2 separate regions of the Homo sapiens genome follow, and region 2 is linked to region 1. A link is a contact called in ENCODE Hi-C data. All regions are on one chromosome and are shown on one strand. Each heading gives the region's core, a stretch centred on a gene start or an enhancer-like site at or near the end of the contact. The rest is flanking DNA. Distances are from core to core; before and after follow the strand shown.

Region 1 (5,446 bases), core at 1,632-4,131:
CTGTGGGATGTACAAATGTTCAGTGTTATATGTGTGTCAGTCACTGATAGAGGGCTGGGGAAAAAACTAAAGTCTGCCACAGGGACTGAGTGGCAGAGATATTTATGCTTATCAGAGGTGGCGGGCAGGCATCAAGAAATTTTGAGAAAGTGAATTAAAGTCTTATAAATACTTTAGTCATAAAGGCCAATGATGATTGTATTATACTTTCTGCATTTGTTAAAATACAACATAATCATATTTGGCATCTAATCACTCCAGATTTTGTGGTAGCCACTGGGATCCACCAACCACCTTTGTCCCTAGGAGCACATGATTTAATAAAGAAGACAGATACAGGGACTATTAACACTCTACCATGATAAGTATCATAACAGATAAATGTTTAAAGAACTCAGAGAAGAGAGGGATGGATTTCTAGTTGTTCAACTGTGTTTATATATCTTTATGGTAGACATCATAAGTCAACATTGGGGAACCCTATATTCAACCTTATAAAATAATGTAAATATTTTTAAAATCCTGTAAAACCTATAATCCTCCCAGCATCCCAGGAGCAGCATTGTCCCTGTGGGAGGACTTGATTGAAGCCTACAAGGATGAGATGACTGAGATACTAGTACCAGATGATCAGGGTCATCATCCAGATCAAAGGGGACTTCAAGTCTAGCCTCTTCTGTGACATCACACTAAATGTGTCCCCTCCTTTTTTTAAAAAAACTAAGATACAAACTTTGGTTTCATTTCTGGGACCAAACATAGTCAACATTTTCCGGAATTAAAACCTGTAAGAAATTTGTTCTTAAGTTCCAATGTATAATCTCTTGAAGAGCTTCCTTCTTTATGGGCTCACCTTACAGATGCGCTGTGAGTTAAAAGAAAAGGCCAGGCTTGGGAAGCAGAGAGACCTGTTTCAAATCTGTCTTAGGACTCACTGGCTGTGCCAGCTTAGGCCAGAATCAACAGGCTCTGGTCTCAGTCCCTGTAGTGGCACACTGGGGAAACAGATGACATCGTAAGATGAGCACAGGCCCTGGCCCTGGGTAGCTGCCTTGACCCTATCTCTGCTGCCACCATCCTACCATCCTGGTCCAAGCTACCATCTCTTATCTGGATTGTGGCAATTATGGGGTGTTTTTCTTTTCTTTTCCTTTTCTTTTTTGAGACAAAGTCTGGCTCTGTTGCCCAGGCTGGAATGCAGTGGCACAATTTTGGCTCACTGCAACCTCCGCCTCCTGGGTTCAAGCGATTCTCCTGCCTCAGCCTCCCAAGCAGCTGGGATTACAGGTGCCCGCCACCACACCCAGCTAATTTTTTTGTGTTTTTAGTAGAGACGGGTTTCACCAAGTTGGCCAGGCTGGTCTCAAACTCCCGACCTCAGGTGATCCGCCTGCCTCAGCCTCCCAAAGTGCTGGGGTTACAGGTGTGAGCCACCCATTTATTCTGTGCCACTTCAATCTACCAGTCTCTTCCCTGATAGCAAAAAGAATCGAGTCACCACCTTTAAAAGATGAAAATCCTCAACATGATTTACAATATTTTTTCCAAACTGCAGGTCATGAGCCATTAGTGGCTCATAGAAACAATTTAGTGGGTCAACACCAGCACTTTTTTAAAAAAGTGAAGTAGAACAGAAATATGAAATTGCAATGCCAATCATAAGCATAAGAATTATTTCATCAAACTTTTCTCATTATGGGCCTTCTCAAAAAGTGTTTGAAGGCCTCTGGCCTATAATAACCTGAGTAATATGACCCCTGCCTCCTCCTTTAGCCCCACTTCCCATCATCCCCCACGCGGTTCTCCGCGCTTTACCCACACTAGCCTTCCTTAAATTCCTCCAATACATCATGTTCCCTTCTGTGGGAGACCACTTAGCACATGGTTTTCCTCCTTGCCTAGTTAATGTCATCCTCCAGGTCTCAGCTCAGATGCCACTTCTTCAGGCAAACCTTCCCGGATTACATCCTGAACCCCTGTAGCTGTCAGGGTCTCACAGATCTGTGTTCAGTTTTTAGTTATCCCTTTAATAGCATGTTTCCTCGGTTAATGACAAACTTTCCCACTAGGCTGTCTTTGTGACCGCAGGAGCCCTGCTCTTGTTTACCCCTGTGGTAATCCAGTGCCTATCTCAGGCTGGCACCTAGGCATTCAGAGGGATAAATGAAGGAAAGAATTGGCCAACCTGTTGACCAATGACGTTGGCTGGCCTCCTTCCTTGCTTGGTATCGGTTTTGTTTCTAACACTTGCACCAAGAAAACCACACAGGGTTATACTGTCTGCCTAGTTTAGGAACTTCCTTTAACAGTATTTCTTTACTCTCTGAGTTTCTGGTGAGCTAAAAAAACATAACAAAAAACAAAAAACTCCATCAAAATTGTATGCGTGTGCTGGTCGTTGAGTACTTCGGTGGAGAGTGGGAGACGCATCTTCATGAAATTTCAGAGGGGAACTCTGCCCATCCACTCCGAACCAGCCGCAGCTCCACGAGCATCTCACGCCACCCCTCTGCATCACCAGGGCGGCCGTGGGGCGCGCGCGATCAGCAGGCTTCTTGGCGCCCAGTCCATGCGACTATCTCTTCCCAGCCCCGGGACTAGGCCCGCCCCACTCGGATTCTCCACTCTTGGTAGCGCGCGTCCCCCGGACTGCTGAGACCAGGCGGCGCGGAGGCAGGTGACCCGCGTCTCCAGTCCCGGGCGCAGCCCAGGGTACGTTGTCAGCATCGCGGAGCGCGGCCCTGGGCCTCTGCAGCCATCTTCAGGGAGGGAGGCGCGGCCTCCCGACGCGGACCCGCCCCCGCCGCCCGGGCCGCCCCGCCCGGCTCCGCAGAGCGCCGCGCCTAGGTTGCGACTTCCCTTCCCTACCCTGCTCGGCTGCGTAGTGCGCTCCCCGCCCAGCCTGCAGAGCTCGCGCCGCGGCAGCCCAGCCGCTCGGCCCCGCCGCGCTCGCAGAGGCCGCCATGGGCACCGCGCGCTGGCTCGCGCTGGGCAGCCTCTTCGCCCTGGCTGGGCTGCTGGAAGGCCGGCTCGTGGGCGAGGAGGAAGCCGGCTTTGGCGAATGTGACAAGTTCTTCTACGCCGGGACCCCGCCTGCGGGGCTGGCGGCCGATTCCCACGTGAAGATCTGTCAGCGCGCGGAGGGTGCTGAGCGCTTCGCCACCCTCTACAGCACCCGGGACCGCATCCCCGTGTACTCCGCGTTCCGCGCCCCGCGCCCTGCGCCCGGCGGCGCCGAGCAGCGATGGCTGGTGGAGCCGCAGGTAAGCGAAGTGGTTCCCGAGCCGGGCTGCGGGCGCCGGAGACCGTGCCGCTGGACATGCCCCCAGTTGCAGCTACCGCGAGGGGCGGGCCGGGAACAGCAATCCCTACGCCTTCGGTGCCTTGGGCCAAGAAACCCGGGTTCCAGGTCCACCCTGTTGCGTCCCCGGAGTTAGCCTGCCTCGCCCCTGTCGAGCTACAATAAGAGCCTGGCGATCTGCGAGCCTTCACTTCATGAGCTGCAGGGCGGGAGGTCCCCTGTGGGAGGAGGTTCTCCCTGCATTTCTGAGCAGACATCCGCAGTGTTTCATTCCTGAATGGTGAAGAGCTTGATACAGAGACCCTGGAGACCGTTCAGATCCGCAGAAAGCCTAGGCTGGGCGCTCACAGGCCTTCGTGCAACTTATTGCCATAGCACTCATTTGGAGGTGGGTAGGTGGGCATTTTCATCCCCATTTTACAGAAGAGGAGATAAACCCAGGGGGTGAAGAGACATATGGAAGACTACCCAGTTAGTAAGATGGGGCAGGTCTCTGTCTAGAAATTCACTGCCTTTTCTACTAAGTAAAGCTTCTCTTCTGCAGAGCTCATCCTAGCCTGAAAATCCTTCCTCTACCACGGCGTTGAGTAAATTCGATCTGCGGTTGTGTTGAATTAGAACAATGAAATAAAGATACAGATTTTTAGAAACGCAATGGGGTAGTTAAAAATGATAGGGAAACATTGACTACCTCCAACTGATGGAAAGATAAGCCAGTTTTTCCTGACTCCTCATATCTATATTATCATACCACTAGGAAATCGTGTCACCTCTCATGGTGTTCTGTCCCGTCTGGTAAAGGTGACCAAACACTTGAGAAGCCCTCAGAGTCTTCCGAACCTGCTGGCCTGCTCTTAATACCTCTCCTCAGTTGGCCTCCTCTCTAGAACACCCTGCCAGACTCCCCTTTGCCCTCTCACCAGCCTCCCACCCCTGCCCAGGCTGCTGGGGGAAGAACTGACCCAACGCTCTCCCTTTCCTGACGGCCACAGCTGCCCAGGACCACACCAGTGGACAGGAGGCTGGCTTTCAGGTGCTTTATTCAGAGCCTGTGGGTTGTAATCTCATTCAGATATTTCTAGCTCTGAGGTCTTGGCCAGGTCTCAAACAATCTGCACCTAGTTTTCTTATCTTCCTCACATCCTTCCACCTACCTCAACTGTTGATAACACTTGTCGAGATCAGGCATGTGAAAAAGACGTTGTCAGTTGCACACACAAGACACATTTAAATCCAAAATTAGTTTTCCACCAGCTGCACCCCTAGAGCTCACAGGGTGTTCCCCACCTCTCATCTTGCATTGTGATTGTGTGCCTGCGAAGAAAACAAATGAGCTAGTTCTTTCCCCTTGATCTCATGGACAGCTTGGGGAGACAGAACATACGTCTGAGGAAATCATGGGAATGGATGCTAAACAAATTTCAGTTAAATTCAGAACACATTTAGTGACTCCTGCTGTGTGCCAGATATTTGGGACCAAGAGATCTGAGTGCAGTTCTGGAACAAAGGCTACCTGATCTGCAGGTGGAGTTTGCTGGGTGGAGAGGTGGTGTAGTATCTGATTAGAGCCATGCTATGTGGGTTCATATCCTAGTTGCTCCACTGACTAGCTATGAACTTGGGCAGGTTAAATTGGAGATAATAGCATAGGGTGGTGTGAAGATTTAATGAGTTACCATATATAAAGTTCTCAGGTGTGTGACACATGAGTACTAAGTACTAGCTGTTGCTATGACCTAAGCAAAAAACCATAATTTAATAAAGGTGAACAAAGTCCTATTAGATTTAATCTGTCTTTGAGGTGATGGAAGCAAGCCTTAGGGTCAGGATGACATTTCTGCTGTGTGTGGAAAGATAAGGCAGAGTTTAGAAGGGAGGCAAGGAGGAGGACATTTCAAGCAGAGGGAACAAACATCATGAGTGAGAAAGGCATGGCAGATTCAGGGATTTGTGCGTGAAGAAGTTGGAACAGGTAAACTAATACAAATAGATGAATGCACTCAATTGCTCAGAATAAAAAGGAATCATGGAAGGGAGGGATCAGGTGGGGAGGAGCCACCAAGGAAGGCTTAGGGAGGCAGAGCCATTTATGCAGCTAGGGAAGGAGTGAGTCGTAAAGGAGCATAGTTTGACAGAAAGAAGTAC
Region 2 (5,446 bases), core at 1,509-4,008, 1.1 Mb after region 1:
ACAAGTCATCCTACTGAATATTCATGCATTCAAATTAAAAAGAAAAGAAAAGAAAAGAAAAACAGTGTCACTCTCTGCAAAGCCCTATGAATCTACACATTAAGCCACAGTGCTCTCCTAGATTTTACCCATGTTTACAGGAACACCTAAATTCACTGCTTGATAGTACTGGGGAGCTTCAGTGTGGGGTAAGAATATTTTCCCAAGAGCACCCAAAGGGGATAAGTGGCTGAAGGAGGAAAGCTCAGAGGAAGAACTTCCATCAAGAACCCAGGGATTGCAGAGTTCTTCATCCATCCAGAAAAATACAGAGGAAGACAAATGTGATTCTTTCATCAGTTCAAAAACTCAGAAAACTAAATATAAATTCTCTGTGCCTTCTGGGTGTCTGTTTCACCAAGAAAATATTGACTCAATCTCTGCTACGAAACATACAGGCAGAAAGCAGAAAAAGAGTGAGGCATGATATACTATGATCCAAAAGAAGCAAGGTGAAACTTGCACCAGGTAACCAACTAGGACTTATACCTCCATAGAATGGACGACCTGTGTGCATATAATTGTAAAGTCTTTTAGACTTGGTCAAAAGGCAAGGGCCAGATCTGTTTACTTGCAAATGGGCTATTAGCAGTTTATGAGAAAATTATACTGTGACTACCAAACTACTATCCATGTAGCAAAAACGACATGTTCCACCATTTTTTCCTCTCGTGCTGATTTACAGTAAGTCACAAAAGAGTTAATGTTCTCTCTCTCCCTTAATCCCTAAAGCAAGTAGGTTAATAGTACCAGTGGGTTGTGTTTATAGAATTGAAACACTGTTATTGTATATGTCAAGAGAATTAAACCTCTCTGATTATCTATACATTTTAAAATGTATCATTTCCTTGCATAGATACATATCTGCAACAAAGATGAAGAAACTGAACATTTAAAAAAGTAAACTAACAATTACATTGTTAGAGAGTAAATGTAAGTAAAAGTGACTATTGTTAATTAATGTTTTCTACACACATTATTAGTGAATGCATGCCTTTAAAAATCAAAATGGAGGATACAATGAGATCATTGTTCGTGTGTTTCCTTGCAGTGATCAGGAAGATAAATAGTTCATCCCAGTTGCTTCGGTGATTTTCATTTTAGGAAAGGTTTGTCATTTTCAGTCAGCTTCAGACAAGGACTCGGCTTAAAAAACCTTTTTCAAAGTGACCACTGTTTTGGGCTGCATGAACATAAAACCCCTCCTCTTGGGGAAATGCTATCTTGTTTTCCTGGATATCGACTTTCTGATGATCCGTGGATACAGAAAAGGAGACGTGTAAAAAAATCACATGCAGGGATTGACCATTGAAGTCAATCAGAAATAATGCAAATGCAAAGCTGTGTGTCTTGCCCATTTACGGGCAATACCAGGCTGGAGAATACCACAGTAGCTCTAGTGAATAACAGGGGATGCCCCCTCCCCATGCTGGTAGCAGGAGGTTCACTCCTTAGGTCTGTATTACTTCTCGGCTGCCCCTTAAACCCTAAACAAGAAATCACTTCTGTCTGTAATGTCTAGGGTAAATAAGGCTAAGCAAAATTATAAATTAAATGTATTTTATTCTCTATCTTTTCAGCCTGCTTAGAATTCATAGTCTTTTCTGTTTCAAACCATTCTTTTTTTGTTCTCCCCACCTATACCTTCTATAGTCCAATGGTTCTCCCCCAACCACCCTCGGCTTTTTTTTTTTTTTTTCAATAGGAGCCAGTACATCTCTATGTGAATTTAAATCACGTGTTATTATTGTGGTCCTTATATTTGAGGCCTTTTCTATAAATGTGGAATGTTAAGCATCAGGAAGCAAATGGCAGTAGGTATTTGAGGGCAGGAGTTTACTCTGTGCCTGTAAAAATCACTCCAAGAAAAGGCAGAGATGGGTGGCCTGCCCAGGTCACTAAGGTCTGGGAGGCCAAAGCTACTCCTGTACAAATGCTGCATGTGGTGTGGTAAAGACCTGAATTGCTGCCCCACTTACTCAGAGTCACCATTGCTTTCTCCAGAATAGATAATGAAAACCAAAGAAGATTTATGTCCAGAGACACATTAGCAATAGTCTATAGACCAAGAAGCCCCTTGCTCCTCCTTCGACATAACTAATTTTGAGTAATAGAAAATAAATCTGGGTCACTTTTTTGTAGCTGTAAATCCAGCCTTAGTAATACTGACCTCCATTAACATAGCTAGTATTTCAAATTCCACTGTAACAGTTGCTCTGACTCTTTGGGGGCTGGGAGGCAATCCAAGTAGCCAGAGAAGCAATTGTTTCACATGCTTCAATCCTGCCACTCCAGAAAAAATATAAGGGGGACTAGGGCAAAAGAAAATCTCTTATTTGTTTTCCATTTCTCATTTCTCGTATCTTTATTGCTTCTCTCTCATCCTTAACCTGTATCTCCCTTCAGCTGATGCCTGATTACCTTCTACCATGTTCAACATTATGATCAGTCACCTACTATGTGCCAGGAAGTGTGCAGTGTGTGAGGATACCAGACCCTACCTACTGGGAGCTTACAGTCTAGCTCAACAGGCACATCATTAAATAAGCAATTGCAGCAATTATATTAAGTGCTGGGCCAAGGGAGGTACCAGAAGTCATAAGAATCCCTCCTCTGAGGGGATAGAAGTGAAGACTTCAGAGGGGAAGTAATGATTCTGGATGTGTAGGACTCAGCCAGGTGAAGTGTAAAAGTAAGGATGGAGGAGAGTGTTCTAAAAGAGGGAACAACATAATCAAAGTTCTGGACAGGAGAGAGATTTGACATATTTGAGGAAGTGAAAATTTTATCTAGAAACTTGCAATGAGTAAGTAAACACCAGGTCAAGAGGAACTGAGAGATTGGCAGACAATGGAAAACCATTGAAAAGGATTAAACTGGGAAGTGATATGTTCTCTTTTGCATTTAAAAAGATCACCAATGGGGATATGGAGAATGGTCTGGATAGGTCTTAAGACTAGAGCCAGGAAGACATGTTAGAAGGCTATCAATTGACCCTAAAGACACTGCTTCAATCCCTTTGATGACAGTGAGTTTGCTTTCCCCAGAGATAGCTTATTGGACCTCAGGACTGCTGTGAGAAACAGAAAATGCTCCTTTACGTGTTGCCTGAAGTTAGGCTCACTGATTTGGGGCATGTTCTAATTCTACCAGCTAGGAACACACAGAATCGCTTGTCAAACATTCTGAGTCAGATATGTCCTCCCTATGTCTTTTCTGAGAAAGGCATACAGAAATTCCCAGCTAAACATCACCAGTTCCCTCATTTGTTCCTCAGATGATATGGTCCATTCAAGTTTTGTAATCATCATGGGGGTAGATGGAGGGTCCCAGTCCTCACAACCATTCTGGTAATTTACTCTTGAATTTACTGGTTCACATGTATCTATTTTGTAGTGTGGCTCCTGAAACTGAAAAACCTACCCCAGGTATTCTGTGAACAGACAGAGTAGAGAGTCTGTCACTGCCCACGGAGAGATGATTAGGCTTCCGGGAAAAGGTGAGAACACTGGCAAAGTTCCGGAAGGAGGAACAATATCCCTTCTTCCCTTCTTCATGAGTCGTACCATCCCTTACTTTTGGCTGGTCACATAACCACCCAAAATAAGGGCTACATTTTCCAGCCACTCTAGCAGCTAGGGGTGACAGAGTGACTAAGATTTACCTGGAAGTATCGTGTGTGACTTCTGGGAAGGGTCCTTAAAGAGAGGGGTAGTCCTGGCTGGGTGCGGTGGCTCACGTCTGTAATCCCAGCACTTTGGGAGGCCGAGGCAGGCGGATCACAAGGTCAGGAGTTCAAGACCAGCCTGGCCAAGATGCTGAAACCCCATCTCTAATAAAAATACAAAAAAATTAGCCGGGCATGCTGGCGGGCGCCTGTAATCCCAGCTACTTAGGAGGCTGAGATGGAGAATTGCTTGAACTTGGGAGGCAGAGTTTGCAGTGGGCCAAAATGGCGCCACTGCACTCCAGCCTGGGCAACAGAGCAAGCCTCCGTCTCAAAAAAAAAAAAAAAAAAAAAAAAAAGAGAGGGGTAGTCCTTGTTGCTGTTGCTGCAGGTATTTTCTCCTTCTTCCCAGCTGGACCACTAGCAGCCATCTTGTCCGTGACAGGGAAGCCCCATGATAAGGTGGGCAGAACCGCAGAAGAGACGGAACGTGGATCCCTGATACTGTTAAGTGTCTCCCTCCTGGTTTACCTACTCTGGGACTTCTTTTACAAGAGACAGAAAAAAAATTTATGTATTTTAACCTACTATTATTTTGCATTTTCTATCACTCACAGCCAAATGCAAATCTGATTGATATACCTTCCATGTTTCAGATAATTTTTTTTTTTTTTTTGAGCAAGTGATGACACAGATGAGTATTTCTTTGTCCATTCTGTAGAATGTGTCCTGGGAATGTGTGCGGGCTATGGCGGTTCTATTGTTTGGGGAAACTCTTTGTCAGTACTTCTGTCTGAGGTTTTACCACGCCCCTCCTATTTTAGGTTTCCACATCCAATAAATACCGTGATGTACGCAGTCTCGCTAAATCTAACTCTGCTTAGTCGAAAAGGTTTCTGTTGACTCATGTGAATATGCATCAGAGGAAAACAGTGACAACATTAATTGGCAGAAAGCCAAACCTACCCAAAAGTTTCCGCATTTTCTATAAATGATGAACAAAATAATGAATGGAAAAGTCCCTCTATATTTTATCAATTTGGACGAATGCCAAAATGCAGATCAATCATTTCATTAAGTACATTCACCTTCTCGCTCCACTGGGAAGGGAATCACTTAACAGCATAAAGAAAACATTACTGAAAATTATCTCTAGTGTGATAAGGAGGGGGAGGGTGGCCAGGAATCAACTCAGGTAAATTAAGAAATAAAAGTGTGACTACTTTAGTATCAGAGGAATTTAGTTATATTATTATCACCTTTGGAACACAGTAAGAACCTTAGTCCGAACAGATGAAAGATTAGCCACAATAAAAATGTAAACATGACCCTAATTAATGATTTTGCTCACAATTAGTCTCTCTGTATATACTCATTAACACTCTTAATGTTCTAGATAACTTTAACATCCCTTGGTCAGGAGAAGCCATGGCTGAGCTCTGCATGGCCCAGCTGCAAAACAGATATCATCTGTAGCTTGGATTTGCTGAGATTCCATGTCCATTTCTTGAGTCAGATCTCAGAGTAAACACAATTCTTCTAACAAGCTATTAGTGAGACTTCATTCTTTTTCTTCTGTTTCTCTTTGAGGAATGAATGGAATCTCTCCTGGGACCTATCCTGTGCCTAAGAGCAAAACAAGCACAAAAGTTCCCACATTTGGTAAACTAAGAGCCTGACAGATTTCATCAGAGAAAGATGTACTAAGTTAGTGTGTCCCTCACAGCAACCCTCCTGCAT

What was found. Hi-C counts contacts between places; a loop is a spot of excess contacts on that map. Pooled maps may share reads with other maps.
Region 2: a loop to region 1 is called in a pooled map, with 4 times the contacts of the local background. The contact joins the enhancer-like site here to the promoter of ENDOD1 in region 1. A Hi-C loop is called at or near these places in 4 of 37 single-sample maps with no recorded cell type and 9 of 50 pooled maps.

The regions. Positions count from the first base shown.
Region 1 is chr11:95,086,965-95,092,410 of GRCh38, forward strand. It overlaps ENDOD1 (endonuclease domain containing 1), which reads left to right and starts at 2,882. Exons shown (of 2, transcript NM_015036.3): 1 at 2,882-3,263. The coding sequence starts at 2,964. RefSeq lists enhancers at 2,284-2,563, 2,634-2,693 and a silencer at 2,704-3,133.
Region 2 is chr11:96,195,158-96,200,603 of GRCh38, forward strand. The region is part of intron 1 of MAML2 (mastermind like transcriptional coactivator 2); the gene reads right to left. Among named protein-coding and RNA genes, the nearest start is that of MIR1260B, 140 kb to the right of the region's middle. Within about 2 kb of position 2,759, at least 3 of the 41 ENCODE cell types and tissues checked have a DNase peak (open chromatin) inside an H3K27ac peak, as active enhancers do.